2 separate regions of the Homo sapiens genome follow, and region 1 is linked to region 2. Evidence: chromatin loops called from intact Hi-C (ENCODE). Cell type or tissue: Caco-2. All regions are shown on one strand. Each heading gives the region's core, and the rest is flanking DNA. Links, peaks and the distances in the headings are about the cores only. Region 1 overlaps APBB1IP (amyloid beta precursor protein binding family B member 1 interacting protein). Region 2 has its middle 89 kb from the start of APBB1IP.

Region 1 (11,893 bases), core at 1,481-9,480, 180 kb after region 2:
GTAATTCCAGATGCTTAATTAGGAAGGAATTCCAAAAGGACTTTGAGAGGACAAGGCAAGGGAATTGCTTGAGCACAAGATGTCAAGACCAGCCTGGGCAACATGGTTGTTATAAAAGTGAGCTCAGCTTGCTCTTGCTGCCTTTTTCATGCCTGCTTACTTGCTTTCTGCTTTTCCACCATGTTATGACACAGTATGAAAGCCCTCCTCAGAAGCTTCCACCATGTCCTTGGACTTTCCAACCTCCAGAACCATGAACCAAATAGACTTATTTTCCTTATAAATTACCCACTGTCTGGTATTCTGCTATAGCAACAGAAAAAAGACTAAGACAGATTAATACTTATTTGCAGCTTAATTAAGAAAGAGCTTACCTGGCCCAGAATATCAGTTTTTCTGGAAAATTATCAAACTGTAAAAAACTCTTTAAAATTTCATTCTTAAAGTACCAATACTGAAGTCTTCAATACTTAACAGACGTCTTTTACAAATTATTTGTCTTGGGGGATAGTGCCTGGGAGAGGCAAGAAAGTGAATGCAGAGGGAGGCTTTGAGCTCCATTTTCAGAAGCAATAATAAGTAAGAATTCAGAGACATTAGTGATATGCTTGTGCAGGCATAATTGCTAGGCATCCATTTCCACTGGTGACTGGAAATGTGGCTTCACACACCTAGGTTTCAAATGTCACCTGCTGTGTGATCTTGGTGTGCTCTTTGACAACACTTAAATTCACTTCTCAGTTTGTAAAATGGTTGATGCTGCTGTACTTCCTACCTCACAAAATCAAATCCAGCGTGAAAACCACTTGCCACATTGTGAAGTTATGCATAAAAGTAAAGTGGTTTGATCTCAACTGAAATTCAGCAATCATCTACAGTAAAGTTCTGTATAATAGATTATCTATAATAAATGAATATAGAGAAACTAAACTCTGCAAATTTGTGAACAGAAAGATGCTTAATTAGGAAGGAATTCCAAAAGGATAACTTGTCTACATTTGGGGAGGCAATAGGAGATCACCCCATTTTAAATGAGAGAAAACAGAGTAACTCTTAATGGATTCTTCTGATGGCTGCTGTTATGCACTGTTCCATTTGAAAGTAACTTATCAGCTTTTTGGAACAGTCTGTGTTTTAGCTTCACTCCCAAGAGGTGGGAGCCAAGTATGAGTCTAACTATTGAGATTTGGTGAGGGTGCAAGACCATCATTGGTTCTCCAGAGCCACTGCTGAAATCTGAGTGCACAGACACTGTTAGCTCCTGCCATCAACTCTCAGTGGTGATCCTTGGGTATAAGAACAGATATTGCTCTAATTAGAATTTTTTCAGATTACTGAAAGGACCCAGAGGCATCTCATTGGAATGAAAGATAGGAAGTACAGTCAGGCCTCCCAGGGACTGGTGCAGGGGTTGGAGCGTTGCTGGGATCATGATGGCAAGCATCTTGGTCCCAGCCCTCCCTTGGGTCTCCATCTCTCTTTGTCACTCTCTGTCCCTGTGCACAGCTGTGTCATTCTTCTTCCCTTTGGTGGACTTCCTTCCTCAGCTTACTTATCTGTTCCCACATAGCCCCTATAGCCAACCTCAGACGATGGCTCCTCTATAAATGGATCTCAAACTCTGTGCTTGCGTAACCCTAGAAGAAGTTTGAAAAACCATGTGCCACCTCACACATTTGTTTGTTGACATCCAAATTTTTTCATCACAAGTTTATTTATTAAGTATTATTATTATTATTTTTTGAGATGGAGTCTTGCTTTGTCACCCAGGCTAGAGTGTAGTGGCATGATTACGACTCACTGCAACCTCTGCCTCCCAGGTTCAAGCGATTCTCCTGCCTCAGTCTCCTGAGTAGCTGGGATTACAGGCATGCGCCACCATGCCCAGCTAATTTTTGTATTTTTAGTAGAAATGGGGTTTCACCATGTTGGCCAGACTGGTCTTGAACTCCTGACCTCATGTAATCTGCCCACCTCGGCCTCCCAAAGTGCTGATATTACAGGCATGAGCCACTGCACCCAGCCTACAAGTTTAAATAGATACGAAGAATGCCATGTCCAACATATTTTGAATGTTGACAGTTTAAAAAAACTATTCAACGGAATCTAAATACAGTTCCATGACAATTTGATTCCCACCATCATCTTTTTAAGAAGCACATGAATAAGTTTTTATTTTTTTTATAGACTTTCTTTTCAGAACAGTTAGATTCACAGTCAAATTGGACAGAAATAGAAAGAGTGCCTATATATCCCGTGCCTTCACACACACACAGCTTCCCCCACTATCAACACCCTCCACCAGCATGGCACATTTGTCACAGTTGATGAATCTACATTGACACGTTATTATCACCCAAAGTCCATAATTGACATTAATCTTCACTTTTGGTGATGTACAGTAAGCTTTTTTCAACATTTGGGACATTTTATATTGTTCCTTTTTTTTCCCTTTGAACTGTTCTCATTTCATTTTCTCCACAAAGATTTATCCTATTGTAATATATTGATATGCTGAAAAGTCTTTTATTATTCTCTGTCCCATACTCCTCTTCAACTAATTATGTTTACAAATTGATGGGTGAGCTTTTCTTTTCTGTCACCATAGGACACTTAAGGGTTAAAAAATCACAGTTGACCAAAACAACATGGAAACCTTTTTTTATTATAAATGTTGATATTAATTAAATATAAAAAGCAAAAATGGGAGGCCAGGCACAGTGGCTCACACCTGTAATCCCAGTACTTTGGATCACCTGAGGTCAGGAGTTCAAGACTAGCCTGGCCAACATGATGAAACCTTGTCTCTACTAATAATACAAAAAAAAATTAGCTGGGCATGGTGGCACACACCTGTAATCCCAGCTACTCGGGAGGCTGAGGCAGGAGAATCGCTTGAACCCGGGAGGTGGAGGTTGCAGTGAGCCAACATCGTGCCATTGCACTCCAGCCTGGGTGACAAGAGTGAAATGAAACTCCATCTCCAAAAAAAAAAAAAAAAAAAAAACCAAGAAAAAAACAATGGGGAGGGGACATCTCTTAATGTTAGAAATAGATTAGGTGGAGCCATTTTCCCCCTGGTTAATTCCAGGATCAAAGGATGAATTTCCGTATCAATTACATTCCAGTTTTTCATTTTTACAGATGTTGAGTACTTTCTATATTGAGAAACCTTGTTCACATAAATAAGTAGATGGGAACAGAAGAATGCCATTCAATTCTTTGAACTCCTTCCAAGGTACTAGCCAAAAGCCACAGGAGGATCAATGATGGTTCTTTTCATCCATTAGCTGACCAGATAATTAGGTACCTTCTATTATGTTGAAAGCAAAGAATTAGAATCCACATGACTTCCAAAAGGATTTGTGATGAGTCTTCTTCTTTCTCTGCACTGGTGTTTCAAGTTGTCCTTTTGTTTAGGGCCTTTGAGCCTTACCCTGGGGCAGTAAGATTCTGTGTGGGTGCAGGTGAGATTTTCCTTTCTAACATGCAAAAAGGCAACTGTGAAAGGGGCCGTCCATTCTCAGGCAGGTCCACTTTAGAAAATGGTACACTTCAAGACTGAGGATGTGACAATTTGCACAGCATGCTCTTGGAGGGGCTTCATGTAATTATAGGACATGGAGGGGCGGGGGGACACAGTTGAAAGACCCTTGGCCAAGGCCAGCCACAGTGGCTCACATCTGCAGTCTCAGCATTTTGGGAGGCCAAGGTGGGAGGATCACTTGAGGCTAGGAGTTCAACACCAGCCTGGAAACACAGGAGACCTCATTTCTTTAAAAAAAAATAAAATATAAATAAATTTCTTAAAAAAAGAAAGACCCTGGCCTTGAATGGTGGCTCACTATGAGTGGCTCAGGCTTCCCCATGGTTAACTGTCCTCTGCTTTACAAAGCCATTGTGCCTATTATGAAATAATAATTTATGTCATCATTTCTCATCTTCAACAGTCAATAGGCCCTAGGTGGATGCCAGCACTCAGAACACAGTGCCCCTAAACTATGGCACCGTGGCATGCTGAGTACTTTAAACCGAAGGAGATTAGAAGGACCTTCTAAGAAGCCAGACGATCTCTGTGACCTTCTCCCACCCTCCTTTCTCCTTCCCGCATTTATCCCCTGAAGCAGATTATAGAAACTCAACTTCTTCTCCCCAAAGCAAGCCACGAAACCTAGAAAGATCACTCTCTGACCTCCTCCCTTTGCCCCTGGAAGGTCCTCCTGTGGCAAGCGTCCTGCCCCATACCCGGGGGGTAAAGAGTGTCACACAGAGACACAGAAACAAATCAAAATAAACAGGCCTTGCTGAGCTCCCCCAGTTTATTGCCATTAGATCATGTTTCTCCGTAATTACCCACTTCTTTCATCAGATTGATGATGAAAAAAAAACAACAACAAATTATGACAAAATATTTAAAGAGGGTTATTCTGAGCCAATACGAGTGATTGAGCTCAAATTACACAGTCTCAGGAGGTCCTGAAAAAGTATGCCCCTGGCAGTTGGCTTGCAGTTTGGTTTTATATATTTCAGGGAGACAGGAATTGCAGGTAAAATCATAAATCAATATGTGGAAGGTATGCATTGGTTCCCAAAAAGGCAGGGCATCTCAAAGCAGAGACTTACATGTCATAGGTGGATTTTAGGGATTCTTGAGTTAGCAATTGGTTGAAAGAACTGAGCTTTATCTAAAGACTTGAAGTCAACAGAAAGGAATGCCTAAGTGAAGATAAGGAGGTCTGCTGTCTCTTATGTGATACTATAACAGAATCAGGTTGGAAAGTAAGCTACACTCTACAGGGTTAATTAAAAACCTGTCTCACGAGATTTTGTGGTTTATAGGTTATGACTCCCCTGGCCCTTAGGAAGGAATTTGGGCAAGATTGCATATAATCTATGCATTTCTTTCTTTTTCTTTCTCTTTCTTTCTTTCTTTTTTTTTTTTTTTTTTTATAAAAAAAGGAATCCTGGCAAGAGAAAAAAAAGTCAGGCACAGTGGCTCACACCTGTAATCCCAGCACTTTAGGAGGTAGGAGGATCACTTGAGCCCAGGAGTTTGAGACCAGACTGGGCAACATGTGAGACCTCATCTCTATAAAAAAATTAAAAATTAGCTGGGCGGGGTGACACATCCCTGTAGTCCCAGCCACTCAAGATGCTAAGGTGGGAGGATCACTTGAGCCTAGAAGGTCGAGGCTGCAGTGGGCCGTGATCATGCCATTGCACTCCAGCCTGGGTGACAGAGTGAGATCTGTCTAAAAAAGAAAAAAAGAAAGCTCAGAGTTCAGTCTTCTACTTAGCATAAAAATACATAATTTGCTTCTTTGGGTCTTGATTTCTGAAGGCTCCAATGTCACGTAAAACTTTGGTTAGATGAATTTGTGTTGCTTTTCTCTTGTTACTCTCTCTCTTGTTCTAGGGGTATCAGCCATGACCTCTGCAATGGGTGAGGAAAAGGTAAGACTTTTTCTCCCCTACAGAGACTCTCTTGCACAGGGGATGTGGTCTCTTTTGGGAAAGTGGGCCGGGGCAGTAGAACAGTATTATCCTCATAAAGGCAGCTTTAGTTTAGAAGCCTACTGTACAAAAATCAGTGACATTGCCTGTGTAGGGGAGAAAGAGCTGTTTTCTAACCCATTGCTAGGTTTATGGCTGAGGTCGCTATTGCAAAAGACAGATTACCAACAACAAAAAAAGCACAGAAATTTATTTAATGTAAGTAACACAGGAGCTTTCAGAAATGAAGATCTGAAGAAACAGGAAGAAGTGGGTATTTTTGTGGACAGTCGTGCAGAAGTGTGATTGCAGGACAAAACTGTATGATCTAATGGAAATAAACTGAGGGAAACTTGGCAAGGCCTGTTCCAATTCTTCTCTGGGTCCCTGTGTCTTCAGAGACAGGGACATTCCTTTCCTCTGGGTATAGGGTGGGCGCCTGTCTCACAAGGATCCTGTGACTTACTTTAGAGAAAGGTCAGAGGATTCTTTTAAGACCTGCTTCAGAGAAGGACAGGAAAAGGTGAGAGGGACCTTCCTGCTTCTGCTGTTTTCTCAAATGACAAGGTGCCATAGTTTGGGATAGCGTGTCCTAAACCCTGTCACCTGAAACCAAAATAGAGATCTGAGAATTGAGGACTGAGTATGAACATGGAAAATCATTCTGGTATTAACGTAAGCCATTCTTATTGCTAGAAGCCCTAAGAATCTCTTTTTCAGAAAAGGAATTGGTAAAGTCAGTTCATGTAAGGCACAACCTTACATAAGGTAAAGTCAGTTCACGTAAGGCGCAAACTTACATGAGGTAAAGTAAGTTCATGTAAGATTGTGCCTCAAGTAATTTCCTCAGATAAGTTCCTTACTGTGCTACTTTTTATTTATTCTAATAACTTTCTTTTGCTAACTTAAAAATAATATCTGGCCAGGCATGGTGGCTCACGCCTGTAATCCCAGCACTTTGGGAGGCCGAGGCAGGCAGATCACGAAGTCAGGAGATCAAGACCATCCTGGCCAACATGGTGAAACCCTGTCTCTACTAAAAATACAAAAACAAGTCGTGCATGGCGGCGTGTGCCTGTAGTCCCAGCTACTCGGGAGGCTGAGGCAGGAGAATCGCTTGAACCCGGGAGGCGGAAGTTGCGGTGAGCCGAGACCACACCATTGCACTCCAGCCTGGGCAACAGAGTGAGACTCTGTCTCAAAATAATAATAATAATAATAATATCAATTTATCATAAAAGGAAAAGTTGGAAAATTCAGAAAAATATAAGGAAGGAAATCTAAATCACCCATAATCTCACTCTTTAACAATAATCACTATTGATATTTTAGGCAACTTTTATTCCACAGATTATTCTGTTTCTTAACTGAAATTTGATGATGATTATACTCTACTGGTGGCTGCATGAGTGAGGAGCAGAGACAGAAACACAACTTCTTTGCCCAGGTGTAGAAGTGTCTCAGCCACAGCCTGGCAGCTATTGTGGGAGAAAAGTATTAATACCTTGTGGCATCATTCTTCCATTCCCTTCCAGCCTCCCTCAGCCCACCAAGGGCAGTCTCTGACCATCCAGGACCAGGTGTGGTTAGAAGGAAAGTTATACAGTAATCACCTTTATGGTCCCCAGCATGGGCTAATGTGTTAAAGGAAGGTCTACCCATGACTTCGGTGCCCTGGATCCTCTCACCAGCCAGTGTGGGCGTGTGTGATTAGTCAGTGTATTGATGCATGAAAGGCAACCTTAGAGGCCAGGCATGGTGGCTCACACCTGTAATCCCAACACTTTGGGAGGCAGAGCAGGAGGATCACTTGAAATCTGGAATTCAAGACCAGCCTGGAAAACATAGTGAGATCCCAGTTTCTGCAAAAATCAAACAATTAGCTGGGTGTGATGGCATGCACTTGTGGTCCCAGCTACTCAAGAGGCTGAGGTGGGAGGATCATTTGAGCTCAGGAGTTCAAGGCTGCAGTGAGCTATGATCCACTGCACTCCAGCCTGGGCAACAGAGCAATACCTTGTCTCAAAAAAAAAAAAAAAAGAAAAAAATACTATCTCAGAATCCCACTGGTTTGCAGAAACAGACATTTCCTCTCTCCAGGGTCTGCAGGCTCCCTGTCCTTAGCTCCAGAGTATGACTTAGACTTAGATTTAGGTAGGTCCATGTCTTTTTTTTTTTTTTTTTTTTTTTTGAGATGGAGTTTTGCTCCTGTGGCCCAGGCTGGAGTGCAATGGCACGATCTCGGCTCACTGCAACCTCTGCCTCCCGGGTTCAAGCGATTCTGCTGCCTCAGCCTCCCAAGTAGCTGAGATTACAGGCATGTGCCACCAGGCCCGGCTAATTTTGTATATTTAGTAGAGATGGGGTTTCACCATCTTGGCCAGGCTGGTCTCGAACTCCTGACCTCAGGTGATCCAACAGCCTTGGCCTCTCAAAATGCTGGGATTACAAACATGAGCCGCTGCGCCTGGCCCCACGCCTCTCTTATTGTCCCTGGATAGCACAGAACTCTGACATATTCTTCCCACGGTCAATGGGAAGAGTACAGGCAAATGACAGAAACACACTCTGCACCTCAAGCTCTCTGCTTAGAATCCATGCATCGTCCCATCTGCCACATTCTTTTGGTCAAAGCAAGTCACATGGCCAAACCCAACGTAAGTGAAGCAAGGAAATAAGCTTCACCCATTCTGGGGGAAGTTACTGCCCAGTCACCTGACAGCGAGCAGAGAACTGGGAGCGATGGTCTGATCTTCACTCAGTGAACTGCATTAACCCCATAGCTCTAGCCTGACTGGCTGCTCACTAGTGCTCCAAAGACACCTCTGTGCCTTTGTGCATGCTTGTTCTCCTCCCTGGAAATCTATTCTTATTCTTTTTTTCCCTACCAGAACATTGAACAGCTTTCAAGGCCTCGTTCAAACTTTGACCCCCTCTGTAAAGTTTTTCTTGACCATCGCAGTCCATAGTAATTTCTTCCTTCCTGAAAATCTCTAGACTGTGGCTCATTTTGAATTTTTGTAGTCTCTTATATCTTCCCCATTGACAGATATAGAGTCATCTGTCCATCTCACTATGATCGATCTGTATTTATCTTCTCCATGTGATAGCAACCTTCTTAAGAACAGGGATTTGAGGCCAGGCATGGTGGCTCACGCCTGTAATCCCAGCACTTTGGGAGGCCGAGGCAGGTGAATCCCTTGAACTCAGGAGTTTCAAACCAGCCTGGGCAACATAGCAAGACCCCATCTCTACAAAAAATTTAAAAATTAGCTGACCATGGTGGCATGTGCCTGTAGCCCCAGCTACTTGCAAGGCTGAGGTGGGAGAATTGCTTGAACCTGGGAGGCGGAGGTTGCAGTGAACCATGATCACGCCACTGCACTCCAGCATAGGTGACAGAGTGAGATATGTCCCTCCCCAAAGAAAGAACAGGGATGTTTTACATGTATAAAGGGTACTCACAAATATTTCTTCACGAACTGATAACTGTTTGCTTGATTTACTCTTTATTCCAAGAAGATTTTTAAAAAGTATTTGCTGTTTCTTTCCTATCCAGCTGTCCCCAAATGTTGCACTCCCAGAAGCTGTGAGAAAAGAGAGCAAGCTATGACCAAGAGTCTCATTTCCCATTTTAAAGTTCCTTTATTATTCGACTCAGGTTTACCCAGTTTCCATTTGCAGGATATAATGACTAAACGTTGAGTTCTGCTCACTACTTCTACAGAACAGCCCGCATTGAGTGGGCGCCCACACCGCAGGTGGAAGTTCCGATCCGAAAGCAATCAGTCTTATTATTCTAAGAATTATTCTTATTCTAAGGACTGCCCTCCTCCAGCACAGATTTGCTTTGTGTTTTTTGCTATTTCATTAAAAGAAAAAACAAAAACAGTGTAGCATGGTCACTTAGAAGGATATTCTGAAGCTGAAAAAGTCAGAAGTATGTCAGAGAAAGTTCTCAGAGAAAGGTACAGCTATACATCCTGCCTCTTTAGGGCACCCTGGTGAAATGTGGCCCTTCACAGTTTAGACAGGTTCTTCCCTGCAGAGGGTGACAGATGCTCTGTCTTTCCCAGATAAGGATGATGACAAACACTTGCTCTGGAGTCTTTTTTTTTCTTTTAATTTTTCCTTTTTCCTGAGATGGAGTCTTGCTTTGTCACCCAAGCTGGAGTGCGGTGGGATGATCTCAGCTCACTGTAACCTCCACTTCCCAGTCTCAAGTGATTCTTCTGCCTCAGCCTCCCTAGTAGCTGGGATTACAGGCGCCCACCACCAAACCCAATTAATTTTTGTATTTTTAGTAGAGACAGGGTTTTGCCATGTTAGCCAGGCTGGTCTCGAACTGCTGACCTCAGGTGATTCACCCACCTTGGCCACCCAAAGTACTGGGATTACAGGCGTGAGCCACCGCACCCGGGTTTGGAGTCTTCATTATGCTCTCTGTTCATGCTTCCAGTTCATCATACGTGATTCAAATATCTGGCCTTCCTAAGCCAAGGTTTGCTTTCTAGCAGCACCTTGAAATCACTCTTGTATGAATGGGCGAACTCATATTGGGTCACATCTTTTGTTATTGTGGAAAAATATATGTAACATAGGACTTATCATCTTAACCATTTTTAAGTGTACCCTTCTGTGGTATTAAGTACATTCACATTGCTGTGCTAGATTCTCCCCTATGGTACTTAAAGCTTTTTTTTCTTTTTCTTTTTTTTTTTTTTTTTGAGACGAGGCCCCCACTGTGTGACCCAGGCTGGACTCAAACACCTGGGCTCAAGTGATCTTCCTGCCTCAGCCTCTGGAGTAGCTGGGACTACAGGTGCATGCCATTATGCCCGGCTCTGTACTTAAGAGTATTTTAATGCTGAGAAAAATTATTTAATAACTTGGCCAGGTATGGTGGCTCACGCATGTAATCGCAGCACTTTGGGAGGCCGAGGCGGGCAGATCACAAGGTCAGGAGATCGAGACCATCCTGGCCAACATGGTGAAACCCCGTCTCTACTAAAAATACAAAAATTAGCTGAGCGTGGTAGTGCGTGCCTGTAATCCCAGCTACTCGGGAGGCTGAGGCAGGAGAATTGCTTGAACCCAGGAGTTGGAGGTTGCAGTGAGCCGAGATCGCGCTACTGCACTCCACCCTGGCGACAGAGCAAGACTCTGTCTCAAAAAAAAAAAAAATTATTTAATAACTCAACGTTCTGCCACTAATCGGCCTTGGGAAAATCACTTAATCCTCTGTGTCCTCATCTGTAAAGTAGCAATAGCAATGGTACCTATGTTACGGGGTTCTTGTGAGGATGAAATAAAATCGTATCTGTAAAGCCTTAGCATAGGTTTCCAGCAGGTAGAATATGTTACCTAATATGGCTAGTCGTGGTCTTCAAGCAAAACATTTAAGATTTAAATAGTTTTCTGAATTCTATATTGTAATTGCACTAATTCACAATATAACATCCTTTCAAATAACAAATAAAAGTTTAAAAGTCTTGGAAAAACATATTAAAATAAACTTCTTTTCAATAAGAATTACCAAAAGAATTGTACTTGGCCAGGCGTGGTGGTTTATGCCTGTAATCCTAGCACTTTGGGAGGCTGAGGGGGGCAGTTTGAGACCAGCCTGGCCAACATTAAAAAACCCCATTTCTACTAAAAATACAAAAAGTTAGCTGGGCATGGTGGTGCACACCTGTAATCCCAGCTACTTGGGAGGATGAGGAAGGAGAATCCCTTGAACCCAGGAGGCAGAGGTTTCAGTGAGCCAAGATTGCACCACAGCACTCCAGCCTGGGTGACAGAGCAAGACGCTGTCTCAAAAAAACAAAAAAAATTGTGCTTGACTTATTTCCTCTATTTAAGTTAGCAGCCAGGCGCGGTGGCTCATGCCTGTAATCCCAGCACTTTGGGAGTCCGAGGCAGGCGGATCACGAGGTCAGGAGATCGAGACCATCCTGGCTAACATGGTGAAACCCCATCTCTACTAAAAATACAAAAAATTAGCCGGGCGCGATGGCGGGCGCCTGTAGTCCCAGCTACTCGGGAGGCTGAGGCAGGAGAATGGCATGAACCTGAGAGGCGGAGCTTGCAGTGAACCGAGATGGCGCCACTGGACTCCAGCCTGGGTGACAGAGCGAGACCCCGTCTCAAAAAAAAAAAAAGTTAGCAAATCACCTTTTTTATGCATTGTATTTCAAGGAGATATTTTAAACTTCTACATTTTATTTGTCTGCAGTTTTTTTCCTTTCTGTCCAGTACACTTGATTCTCAAACTTCAGCATGACCAGGCATGGTGCACATGCCTATAGTCCCAGCTATTTAGAAGGCTGAGCAGGGGAGATTGCTTGAGCCCAGGAGTTCAAGGCTGCAGTGAGCTATGATCATGTGACTGCACTCCAGC
Region 2 (11,893 bases), core at 1,230-9,229:
CATTTCTAATTATCTATTGTGGCTCTTGGGGGGCAAATCTTTTCTTTTGCAATTTATCGATTCTTCATGTATAATTAGACCCCTCAACTTCCTTTCACAAGCAGAGCTTGGACCTGAGCATGTTTAAATCAAGAGACAGGAGATTCTGAGCCACACTGCCAGCATGCTGATGAATGCTATCACCGAGATGGGCAAGGCGTAATTAACAGAACTTTCAAAACATAAAATGCTCTACAGTCTGTCTCTACATGCTACAAGCAGGGTGTTATATTACTTGCCAGTATTCACAGGTTCTGTGAGATTCCACTAAAAACACCTAACAATATAAATTAGGAAAAATACACACACACACACACACACGCGCGTGCACGCTGGCGCACACACACACACACACACACACAGGGAGGATGGAGGGAGGGACGAGGGAGAGAGACATTTAGAATTTTAAGTTCTACATTTATTCTCTTTTCATTCCCCTTCCCCTAAAAATAAGAAGAAACAGTAAACATGTTAAAAAAGAGCAAGGAGAAGAAAGTCAGGAGACTGGATAATCCACAATTGCATCATGGGCTCCTGAGAGATGGAGGCACTGGCTGCGTGTTTCTCCACGTGATGCCCACTCATTCCGTGCCCTTGTGCTAAGGAGGGAGGGTCACCAGCAACTTTTATTTGTTGGTTTGTTTTTAAGTAAAGAGTCCAAGATTCCAGAAACCATCCTGCATTCATACGATAGCGATAAAATCATTTCATGTATTTTGCTGAAAATTTAAAACCTGGGAATATGTTCAGTCCTCATTTTACCATTTATACTCCTTTCTTTCAACACTCTGTTTTATTTTTAAGTCTATTTTTTTTTTTGCCAAAATAATAAAACGTGGAGAATCCAGCCAATGCAGAAAGATGAAAATCAAGCTGGAAGCCCTTTTACAACCCCATTCCATAGAGATAATCTCCATGAAGAGGTTTGGTTCCATCACACTGGAGTCTTTCTATACATTCACAAACATATAGATGTAGAAAGATACAGGTTTATAGAGGCATCGAAAAATTTGACTTATATAAACATATTTGAGGTATATGTGTATGTTTCTGTATTTACATATGTGATTGAACATGGAGGCAAACACAGGGCAAAATCTGAGAAATATACAAATGCGTGAGGCTATATTTCTAAGTATTGTGTTTGTGTGAATGTGAGAGTCACATAGACATACACGCATTTGTCTGTTAACTCTGGCACCATAATTCCTCTCAGGATGGTAATTGCATTTGTTTAAGAAAACTCTTTTTGTATATTTCAAACTAGCTAGAAGAGAATTGTAATGTTCTCAATATAAAGAAAAAAGATTGAGACGATGAGTATCTCAGTTTCCCTGATTTTATCATTACACATTGTATACATGTACCAAAATATCACATGTACCCCAAAAATATGTACAACTATGATACATCGATAAAAAATGAACACTAAAAAAGAAAATCCTTTTGCAGGGCCTTTTGGAATGGGAGATGAGACACTGAGGACATGGGTATTTGCAGGAGATGAAGTAACACACCAGATAATTTTTAAATTATTATTATTGCTGTTATGGCTAATGTTTATTGAGTACCTACTATAGGTCAGGTCCTATTCTAAAATGACCAAACTGATGCCCAGGAGTAAAAGAGGAAAACTTGCTTCTGCCACAAGGAGGATGGGAAGAGAAGAGACAGGAAAACAGAAAAGGGTTGGGGGAAAGGGAGGCCTCCTGGCTAGGGCTACGTGAGGAGTAGAGACAGTGACATGGCCCAGGGTCAGCCCTGTCCTCCCTCTTTGTCCACATTTGTCTTTTCTTCATCTTCCTCCCTAGCACAAAAACAATTATTTTTTTCTTTTTTCAGGCCCAGAAACTTGGTCAATCTTAAGTTTTGTCAATGTCCTCTTTTTTTATAGCTACAGAGGACTTTTTGTTTTTGCTTTTATTACTTATGTATGTATGTATGTATGTATGTATGTATGTATGTATGTATGTATGTATGTATGTATTTTGAGACGGAGTCTCGCTCTGTTGCCCAGGCTGGAGTGCAGTGGCGCAATCTCGGCTCACTGCAACCTCCGCCTCCCGGGTTCAAGCGATTCTCCTGCTTCAGCCTCCCGAGCAGCTGGGACTGCAGGTGCACCACACCCAGCTAATTTTTGTATTTTAGTAGAGATGGGGTTTCACCATGTTGGCCAGGATGGTCTCAATCTCTCGACCTCGTGATCTGCCCGCCTTGGTCTCCCAAAGTGCTAGGATTACAGGCATGAGCCACTGCATCCGGCTGCTTTTATTTTTATTTTGATTGTTGGTTTTCTTTTCACCACAAAAAAGCTTAAATTTTCACACAAGCATATTTATTAGCATTTTCTTTATGGATTCTGGTTTTATGACTACTTGTAAAGACCTTCCATATCCCAAGATTATAAAAATGATTTTTACTCATGTTTTCTATTAGTACTTCTGTGATTGTATTTCTTACATTTAAGTCTTCACTGTAACCAAAAATTGTTCTGAGCTATAATATAATGTAAGTGTGTTAATAAAGTGCAATGTAAGTAATATAAGAATCCATGTTTAATGGCTAACCACTTGGTCCCACATTATTAGTAATTCACCTTTCCTACTGATTTGAAATGCTACTTTTATTTATATACTGTAATCCTATTAGTTCTTGCATTTTTTTCTGAATTCTCTATTCCTTTCCATTGATTACACCATCTATTACAATGCAAATATCCTATGTTATTAATTAAGGTCACTCCATAATGGCAATGGTTAAGTTTTGTTGAATGCTTATTATATACAGGCACTATTTTACATGTTTTACAAGTAGAACATAGGCATGGAGAATTTCAGTAATTTACCTAAGTGCACACACATATTAAGTGGAATAGTAAAGATCTGAACCTAGATTGTCTGGCCCTCGTGACTATCCCTTAGCCATTACATTAAACTGCCTCATCAGGAGAATGGCGTGAACCCGGGAGGCGGAGCTTGCAGTGAGCCAAGATCGCGCCACTGTACTCCAGCCTGGGCGACAGAGAAAGACTCCATCTCAAAAAACAAACAAACAAACAACAACAAAAAAAAAACTGCCTCATAACACAGCCTAATATTATAAGACTGTTCTACTCTCGTGACTCTTCTCTTTCTGAATTTTCCTTAATATTATTTTATACTTATTTTTATAGATGAACTTTGGAATTATTTTTGATAAATTCCACCCCAAATCTAATTTTACATGGGGATCCTAAAGAATGTACACATTGGGCTGGATGTGGTGGCTATAACCCAGTACTTTGGGAGGCTGAGGCGGGTGGATGACTTGGCGTCAGGAGTTTGAGACCAGCCTGGCCAACATTGTGAAACCTCGTCTCTACTAAAAATACAAAAATTAGCCGAGAGTAATGGTGGGCACCCGTAATCCCAGCTACTCAGGAGGCTGAGGCAGGAGAATTGCTTGAACCCAGGAAGCAGAGGTTGCAGTGAGCCGAGATTGTGCCACTGCAATCTGAGGGACAGAATGAGACTCCATCCAAAAAAAGAAGAAGAAGAAGAATGAATGCACATATTGATTCAGGAAGAATTGGTATGTCCAATAAGTCTTCCTATCCCTGAGTAGAGAATACCTCACTATTTGTCTTCTTTTAAATCCCTCTGTAGGGATATTTGCAAACATCTTTGTGGTGAGAAGACTTGATCTGTTCATTTTATTTCCTCACTAATTACTGCTGATATAAGAAAAGATTAACTTTTGTAAATTAATGTCAAATAGTAGTAGTAATAGTGGTATCTTAGCCTTATTTGTGACTTTAATATGACTGCTTCCAGTATTTTGCCATAAGTATAATCCTACACTTCGGTTGGAAAGATGTACTTTTATCATGTTAAAGGAGTATTCACCTATTCGTATTTTACTATGATTTCTTTAAAGTCAGGAATAAACATTGACTTTTATCAAATGCCTCTTCTATACCTGTCAATGTGATTATATATTTTTATCTTTTGACCTATATATACGGTGAGTTACATTAATAAATATCCTAATATTAAACCTTTCTTAAAGTCTCAGAATAAACCCTTTTGGCTTTGTGTACTCTTTTAGTTTATTGTTGGATTCTATTTGCCTTGTCATTTAGGATTTTTGCATAGATATTCACATGTGAGAGAAGTCTATAATTTTCTTTTCGTGCTATTTTTATCAAAATGTATATGCTGGTTTTATAAAAGTCTTTTCATGCTCTGTGCTCTGGTGCAGTTATAAAAGCATCATAATTATCTTAATTTCTTGAACATTTGAAAGAATTCACTCAGGAAAACATCAGAGCTCAGCACTTCTTAAAGGCATAGCTTTCAGAAAACCTGAAGGGATCAAATACATAAATAAAGAAAGCTGATACCATGTTGACACATATCTGTGTTGGCTCAGATCTCCACAGTTTGGGAAGAGATTGACCTAGGTAAGTGAAAAAGGTTATTCATAGAAAGGACACAGAGTAAAGTCATGACATATGGCAGAGATCGGCAATATCATCCAGGACAGCTGGAGGTGCAAGCTTCTCTTCTGGACTCCAAAAATCCTGACCAGCGGATGTACAACTGCAGATGGCCCTAGAAGCCTAACTCCCTCCTCCCAGGCAGTCCTCATGTGGAGTGTGTTAGAGATCACCTCACCTGTGCTGGGGCACCTCATTCATCATAGTTATACAGGCAACAATACAACCTCAAGGACCAACGCACTATCTTCCTCCTCCCCAGGCTCTCCCAGCGTGCTTCAAGTTCACTTCTCACTCTGTGCTGAGAACCAGAATAAAGATTAGTTTTCTAGAAGCCTCTGGGTCTCAAGCCAGCAACCTGTAGAACAGTCTGGGGTGTGTGTACATCTACCTGTCAAAGATAAAGAGAGTCGTTTCCAAGAAAATACACTATATTGGAAAATACACTATATGAACAAAGTAATCATTGCATACTTGCCAGATCATGATCTTCTTGAAGCTGGTTCCAGGTCTCATATAATTGCAAAAGCTCCATAGCGGACCTGATAACCTAAAAATAATTGTCTAATATCCTTTAGACTTTTGTCCACTTTTCCAAATCTCACATAAAATCCTCAACAATGATGCACTTTAGCAGTAATAACAACATTCTCAGATGACATCTATACCCACACTTGCCCTGTGCTCTACGATCTAATAAAGTTTTCTTCTTCCTGAACTTGAAGGAGACTAGAAGTTGATGTGTGGTAGGAAATATACTTCATGGTAAAGGATATAGGATGAATTAAGGAAGGGAGACAAGAAAACAGAAAGCAAGTCTAATGAAAAGTTAATGGATTTGCAAGGTTTGGTTTGGAGAATGACAGGATGTAAGTCTGAGTAATAAATTAGGGCCAGAAGGTGCAGAGCTTTGAAACCAGGCTTGCTTTATTTCATGCTTTCTTTTCATCAGGGAGTGACATGAATGGATTTACATTTTGAAAAGCCTCTTCTGGCATGTTGTGGGAAGTCAGGGACCCTGAATGGAGGGACCGGCTGGAGCTGCGGCAGAGGAACATAAATTGTGAAGATTGCATTTTAATATGGACATTTATCAGTTCCCAAATAATACTTTTATAATTTCTTAAGCCTGTCTTTACTTTAATTTCTTAATCTTGTTATCTTCGTAAGCTGAGGATGTACGTCACCTCAGGACCACTGCGATAATTGTGTTAACTGTACAAATTGATTGTAAAACATGTGTGTTTGAACACTATGAAATCAGTGCACCTTGAAAAAGAACAGAATAATAGCGATTTTTAGGAAACAAGGGAAGACAACCATAAGGTCTGACTGCCTGCAGGGTCGGGCAAAAAGAGCCATATTTTTATTCTTGAAGAGAGCCTATAAATGGACATGCAAGTAGGAGAGATATCACTAAATTCTTTTCCTAGCAAGGAATATTAATACCCTGGGAAAGGAATGCATTCTTGGCAGGAGGTCTATAAATGGCCGCTCTGGGAATGTCTGTCTTATGCGGTTGAGATAAGGACTGAGATACGCCCTGGTCTCCTGCAGTACCCTCAGGCTTACTAGGGTGGGGAAAACTCTGCCCTGGAAAATTTGTGGTCAGACCGGTTCTCTGCTCTTGAACTCTGTTTTCTGTTGTTTAAGATGTTTGTCAAGACAATATGTACACCGCTGAACATAGACCCTTATCAGTTCTGCTTTTGCCCTTTGCCTTGTGATCTTTGTTGTACCGTTATCAGTAGCTCTGCTTTTGCCCTTTGTCCTGTTCCCTCAGAAGCATGTGATCTTTGTTCTGTTTTTCGCCCTTTGAAGCAAGTGATCTTTGTACCTACTCTCTCTTCTTACACCCCTTCCCCTTTTGAAACTCTTAATAAAAAACTTGCTGGTTTGAGGCTCAGGTGGGCATCATGGTCCTACCGATATGTGATGTCACCCCTGGCGGCCCAGCTGTAAAATTCCTCTGTTTGTACTCTTTCTCTTTATTTCTCAGCTGGCTGACACTTATGGAAAATACAAAGAACCTACGTCGAAATATTGGGGGCAGGTTCCCCCAATACTGGCATCTATAGGAAATGTATATGAGGGATGGAAGAGACGAGAGGTGGGGAGACCAGAAATAACAAACAGTTCAGGAGAGGGATGGAAAAGGCTGCGGTGAGAACAGCGGGCAGGAGGGATAGAGGAAGGAGAGGAAGCCCGGACTTAAAATGTACTAGGAGGAAAAATCAATAGAACCTAGAGACCAGTTAGATGTAGGGGGCTGAAGAGACACGGGAGCCAAGGGTACATCCCAGTTTTATGAGACTCATTGAAGTAAGAACAGGATGAGGAACTAGGCGGCTTGGGGTTCCATTGTGGTGACTTTAAGGTGACTGTGGACACCATGTGGAAATGTTTACCTAGGAGTTCTGCTTAGAAATTTGGATTATTTCGTTGCTGAACAAAAAGGAACAGAAAAATCTCAAGGAAAGGGGAGGTTCTTTTGAAGGACATTGGAAGCTGAGGCACACCAGAAGTAAAAGCTAGCGGGAATTTACTCTCTCTTTTACCCACCTCTCAACCCTCATGGGCTTTGAGAGCCACAGGCATCCACTCTCTATTCACTGCAACAGATTTGCCACTCTGCACCCAGAGAGAACTTTCAAGAACAAATCTATTCAGGCCACTTCAGATTCATATCTTCCAGGACGCTGAGGATAAAATTCAAAATCCTAAATTTAGCTTTTGTCCACTTTTATAGTCAAGTCTAGTGTATCTCTCTGCCTCATCTCTCATAACCCTGTCCCTTGCAACTGATGAATGGTGGAAGATTGAAGGCAGAGTGAAGGAATGAAATGGCTCGAGAGATGATCTCTCATCTTTTTCTTTCTGTGTATCAGACTCACTTCCGTGAGCCTCTGAGTTCCTGCTCTTCTTTAACTTTCTTGCGTATGGCTCTGTCTTATCATGGAACTCACCTTTATTCCTGACATCATGTCTCAGTAGTATATACGCACACATACACATACATATATAGTATTTTTGTTTTGTTTTGTTTTGTTTTGTTTTTGAGATGGAGTCTTGCTCTGTTACCCAGGCTGGAGTGCAGTGGCCCGATCTTGACTCATTGCAAGCTCCACCTCCCGGGTTCATGCCATTCTCCCGCCTCAGCCTCCCGAGTAGCTGGGACTATGGGCACCTGCCACCACGCCTGGATAATTTTTTGTATTTTTAGTAGAGATGGGGTTTCACCATGTTAGCCAGATGGTCTTGATCTCCTTACCTTGTGATCCACCCACCTTGGCCTCCCAAAGTGCTGAGATTACAGGCATGAGCCACTGCACCCGGCCAGTTTGTTTATTTTTTGAGAGGGAGTCTTGCTGTGTCACCCAGGCTGGAGTGCAGTGGTGCGAACTTGGCTCACTGCAATCTCCACCTCCTGGGTTCAAGTGATTCTCCTGCCTCAGCCTCCCAAGTAGCTGGGATTATAGGTGTGTGCCACCACACTTGGCTAATTTTTGTATTTTTAGTAGAGATGAGGTTTCACCATGTTGGCCATGCTGGTCTTGAACTCCTGACCTCGTGATCCACCTGCCTTTGCCTCCCAAAGTGCTGGGATTACAGGGATGAGCCACTGCGCCCAGCCTCAGTGATACTTTTTAACAGCATAAAGTAAACCTCCCTTAGTCTTTATGCTGCAGTTCCAGATTCCCATCAGAGAGACTCTGGTTGACTCATTTTGAGGGTCAGGTGACCACCTTCATTCCAATCAGCTTGGACAAGGGTCAATGTCACATAGAAAGGAGGAGAGCCTCCTCAGGGGGAGGGGGACAAGCAGGCTCTCAGAGATGCAGGTGTAGACATCAAATCAGTGATTAGCTCTTCTATCCCAAATTCTCTCCTTTTTGTTATGTGACCATATTTCTAATTTTTCAATTCGTATTTAAATTTTGTTCTAATATCACAAAGAATCAGTGCAGTCCACCCTCTATATCTGCAGGGAATTGGTTCCAGGACCTCTCAGATACCAAAATCCGAAGATGTTGAAGTCCCTTATGTAAAATGGCATAGTATTTGCATATAACCCCTACTCACGTCTATATATATATATATATATATTTTTTTTTTTTGTAGGGACAGGGTTCTTGCTATGTGTGTCAGGTTGGTCTCAAACTCCCGGCAATCCTCCCACCTTGGCCTCCCAAAGCACTGTGATTACAGGCATGAGCCACCAAAGCCTGGTCCTCTCTTATATTTTAAATAATCTCTAGATTCTTTAGAATACTTAATACAATGTAAATGATGCATAAATAGTTGTTATATTGTATTGTTTTATTTTTTTAATTATTGTATTGATTGTTATTCTTATTAGGTTTCTTTCCTAAATATTTTCTATGTGTATTTCATGAAATCTGTGGATTTGGAGGGCTGACTGTTATAACTAAGGTAGTTTTAAAATTTCAGCTAATTCAGTATCATCTGATAGGCATGTTCTTTTCTTTTATCAGATTACTTGTAGAAATACTATAATTTAAACAGAAATGTGGCTTTCTACAGTAGTCACAGAAGGCTCAGCGCTCTTCCAAAAAAAAAAATTAGGTTTAGAATAAAAACATTTTTATAAATCAGGAAGCCAAAAAGCACAAGGTTATTGACTACATCTGTCTTTAGTAACAGATGGTAGTACTAATTGTTATTCAGGAGTGACATATTGTTTTAATTTCTCAGGGGTAAAATATGAAAGTAAATGTGCATAGATTTTTAGCTTTGAAAATTTTATGACTCCCTTAAAACAATTCAGAAATAAGAAATAAAATGTGTTGTCTTTTTTGGGGGGAAATGATGTGGCCTTTTTTAAGGAGAAGCATTTTTAGAAAGGATCAGAAAATATCCCAACTTAGAAAAACTCATTTGAAATTAAGTTGTATATTTGCATTTGAATGAGGTGCTATTTCTGTTCATTTTGATAAAATCAGCATTCTGCTTCCAGTAATATTCAGAGATTTGTGTCAGGCCTCTGAGCCCAAGCTAAGCCATCATATTCCCTGTGACCTGCACGTATACATCCAGATGGCCTGAAGCAACTGAAGACTCACAAAAGAAGTGAAAATGGCTGATTCCTGCCTTAACTGATGACATTCCACCATTGTGATTTGTTCCTGCGCCACCTTAACTGATTGATTAACCTTGTGAAATTCCTTCTTCTGGCTCAGAAGCTCCCCAACTGAGCACCTGGTGACCCCCGCCCCTGCCCACAAGAGAAAAACCCCCTTTGACTGTAATTTTCCACTACCCACCCAAATCCTATAAAATTGCCCCACCCCTATCTTCCTTGCTGACTCTCTTTTTGGACTCAGCCTGCCTGCACCCAGGTGATTAAAAAGCTTTATTGCTTATACAAAGCCTGTTTGGTGGTCTCTTCACATGGACGCACATGACAATTTGACTATCAAACTTTCATTGCAAGTCATGGTGATGAAGAAGTTCTGCACTCACCATTCCAGAAGATTCAGAACAGATCCCTTGTTCAGGGGTTCCTTTAGTGCAGATAGGGATTTTATTAATTGTTGGAAAGATAAAGCATCTCCTTCTACCTGTGGCAGCTGGATCATTCTCACTACACAGAGCTAGAAATTTAAATAAATAAAGGAGAGTAAGATGGAGGTGTGCATGGACATTTAATGGTTCATCAGACTGAATGCTAACAGTATATAGCTGTATGTTTTACAAGGAGGAACTCCAGAGTTTTGAACTCGATGCTTGCCAAACTTAAGCATAATCTTTGAAAGAACAGCTTTGAAATCTCCAGTTACATATTCAAATTCTCTTCCGTCTTGTCCATTGGACACCCACCTACATAGTCTGCTTTAGGATGGAATTTTCTGCCCATCACACTCCAAAATATTTCATCCTCTGCTGTGTCCTTCCAAGGTGCAGGTAAATTTACCATTAGAGGGCTACTCTTTCGGATTAAGCATTGTGCTTCGCAGGGGACCTCTTTGAAAGTGTCATTTTTTCTGAGAGAGGTCATATAGAACATCACTGGCATCTGCACCTGTAAGGATTTATCAAATAGCTGTGTAGAGTGTGGAGTAACAAGAGGGAGAAGAAGAGGCCGAAAATGAAAGAGAGAGAGAGAGAGAGAGAGAGAGAGAGAGAGAGAGAGAGAGATGCTGTTCGTCAGCCCAGCATGAATTCAGTGATTATGCTGATGTTTCCCTCAGTGAAATACCTCTAACAACTAACAAAACTGTTGCAAGCTTGGCTCCTGCTTTGTTAGACTTATTTAAATCACAAAACTACCCCAATCAGATAGCCTCTTTGATTTGAATTATGTTGTATCCAAAGGCTACATTAAATGAAGCCACATTAAATGAAGTCATTTCCATGACCTTCACTACACAACTACATGAAGAACACAAATAGCCTGTAATTTGCAACTCAATCACAATCCCGTTCTCATTTTCCAAACTGACACAGAGCCAATTTGTAAAATGTATAGACACTTAGCGCAGTACCTGGCAGTGCTATTTGAATAAGCACTTGGCATCAGAATGAAACTGGCTTTATCAATTCTTTTTTCTCCCCAGAATTTGTGATTAGAGAGCCAGAAAGAGAAGGATAGGGATCCCACAAGGCTGGGATTGGGAGATGTAATTGGAGAAGGTAGGGTGGCCTGTTCTGCCTTTTGAACTCAAGAAGCAAGAGAAAAAGTCAGACTACTGAGAGAGAAAGGAGGACGCAGTGGTTATACAGAGAGAGTCTAGACAGCTTGACAGTTCCTAGCTCCAGTTCCTTACTAAGTCTGACTTCACTTCTAATCCTGGGGTATAGGAGACCCCTTGTGTCCACATAGTAAATTCCCTTCTGCTACCTGTTTACTTTTGCTTTCAGTCAACCTAAATGGAATTCTGTTGCTCGACAGAGTTGCAATTAATATGGTTCTTGGGATGGTTCTGCAGACACACCCTAATCTGTAACTGTACCATGTCAGGGAGGATTTCCAAGAAGGCTTCCAACAGAGGCTACCTTGTTTTAATTAAAGGTCAAGATGCATTTCAGAAGAATGCCCTGCATACCACTGAGAAGATCAAGAAGTTAGCCACTCCTATCATCAGTATATCAACAGCATAAGAAGCAGTCAAATGGGATTGTCCTCTGAAGACATAAAACATAAAATCAGTACACAGTGGATCAGAATAAATACACACCAAAGCATCATTTATAAAAAATTGGCCTGGTTCGTATGCCAACAATTTGATTATAACATGACTGAATGTATTGAATGCAATAACATCTGGAGAGAAACTGTGTCCATCAGATTTGGGAACTGCTTGGCCCTGGGAATTTAGAAAAATGTAAATTATACCACCATCACCCCCAACTTCC

Evidence for each region. Hi-C counts contacts between places; a loop is a spot of excess contacts. Peaks named below come from ENCODE experiments on the same cell type or tissue, not always from the same donor. Only the 100,000 strongest peaks of a DNase experiment are listed, where the experiment ranks them.
Region 1: it touches region 2 in a loop (7-fold over the local background); 1 of 110 quality-filtered maps calls a loop at or near these places.

The regions. Positions count from the first base shown.
Region 1 is chr10:26,520,026-26,531,918 of GRCh38, forward strand. The region is part of intron 8 of APBB1IP (amyloid beta precursor protein binding family B member 1 interacting protein); the gene reads left to right. Among named protein-coding and RNA genes, the nearest start is that of LINC03028, 53 kb to the right of the region's middle. RefSeq lists a silencer at 9,440-9,489. In Caco-2, for the core only: no CTCF peak of the experiment used is centred there; a DNase peak (open chromatin) is centred at 4,576.
Region 2 is chr10:26,342,918-26,354,810 of GRCh38, forward strand. No RefSeq gene overlaps it. Among named protein-coding and RNA genes, the nearest start is that of APBB1IP, 89 kb to the right of the region's middle. In Caco-2, for the core only: no CTCF peak of the experiment used is centred there; a DNase peak (open chromatin) is centred at 6,134.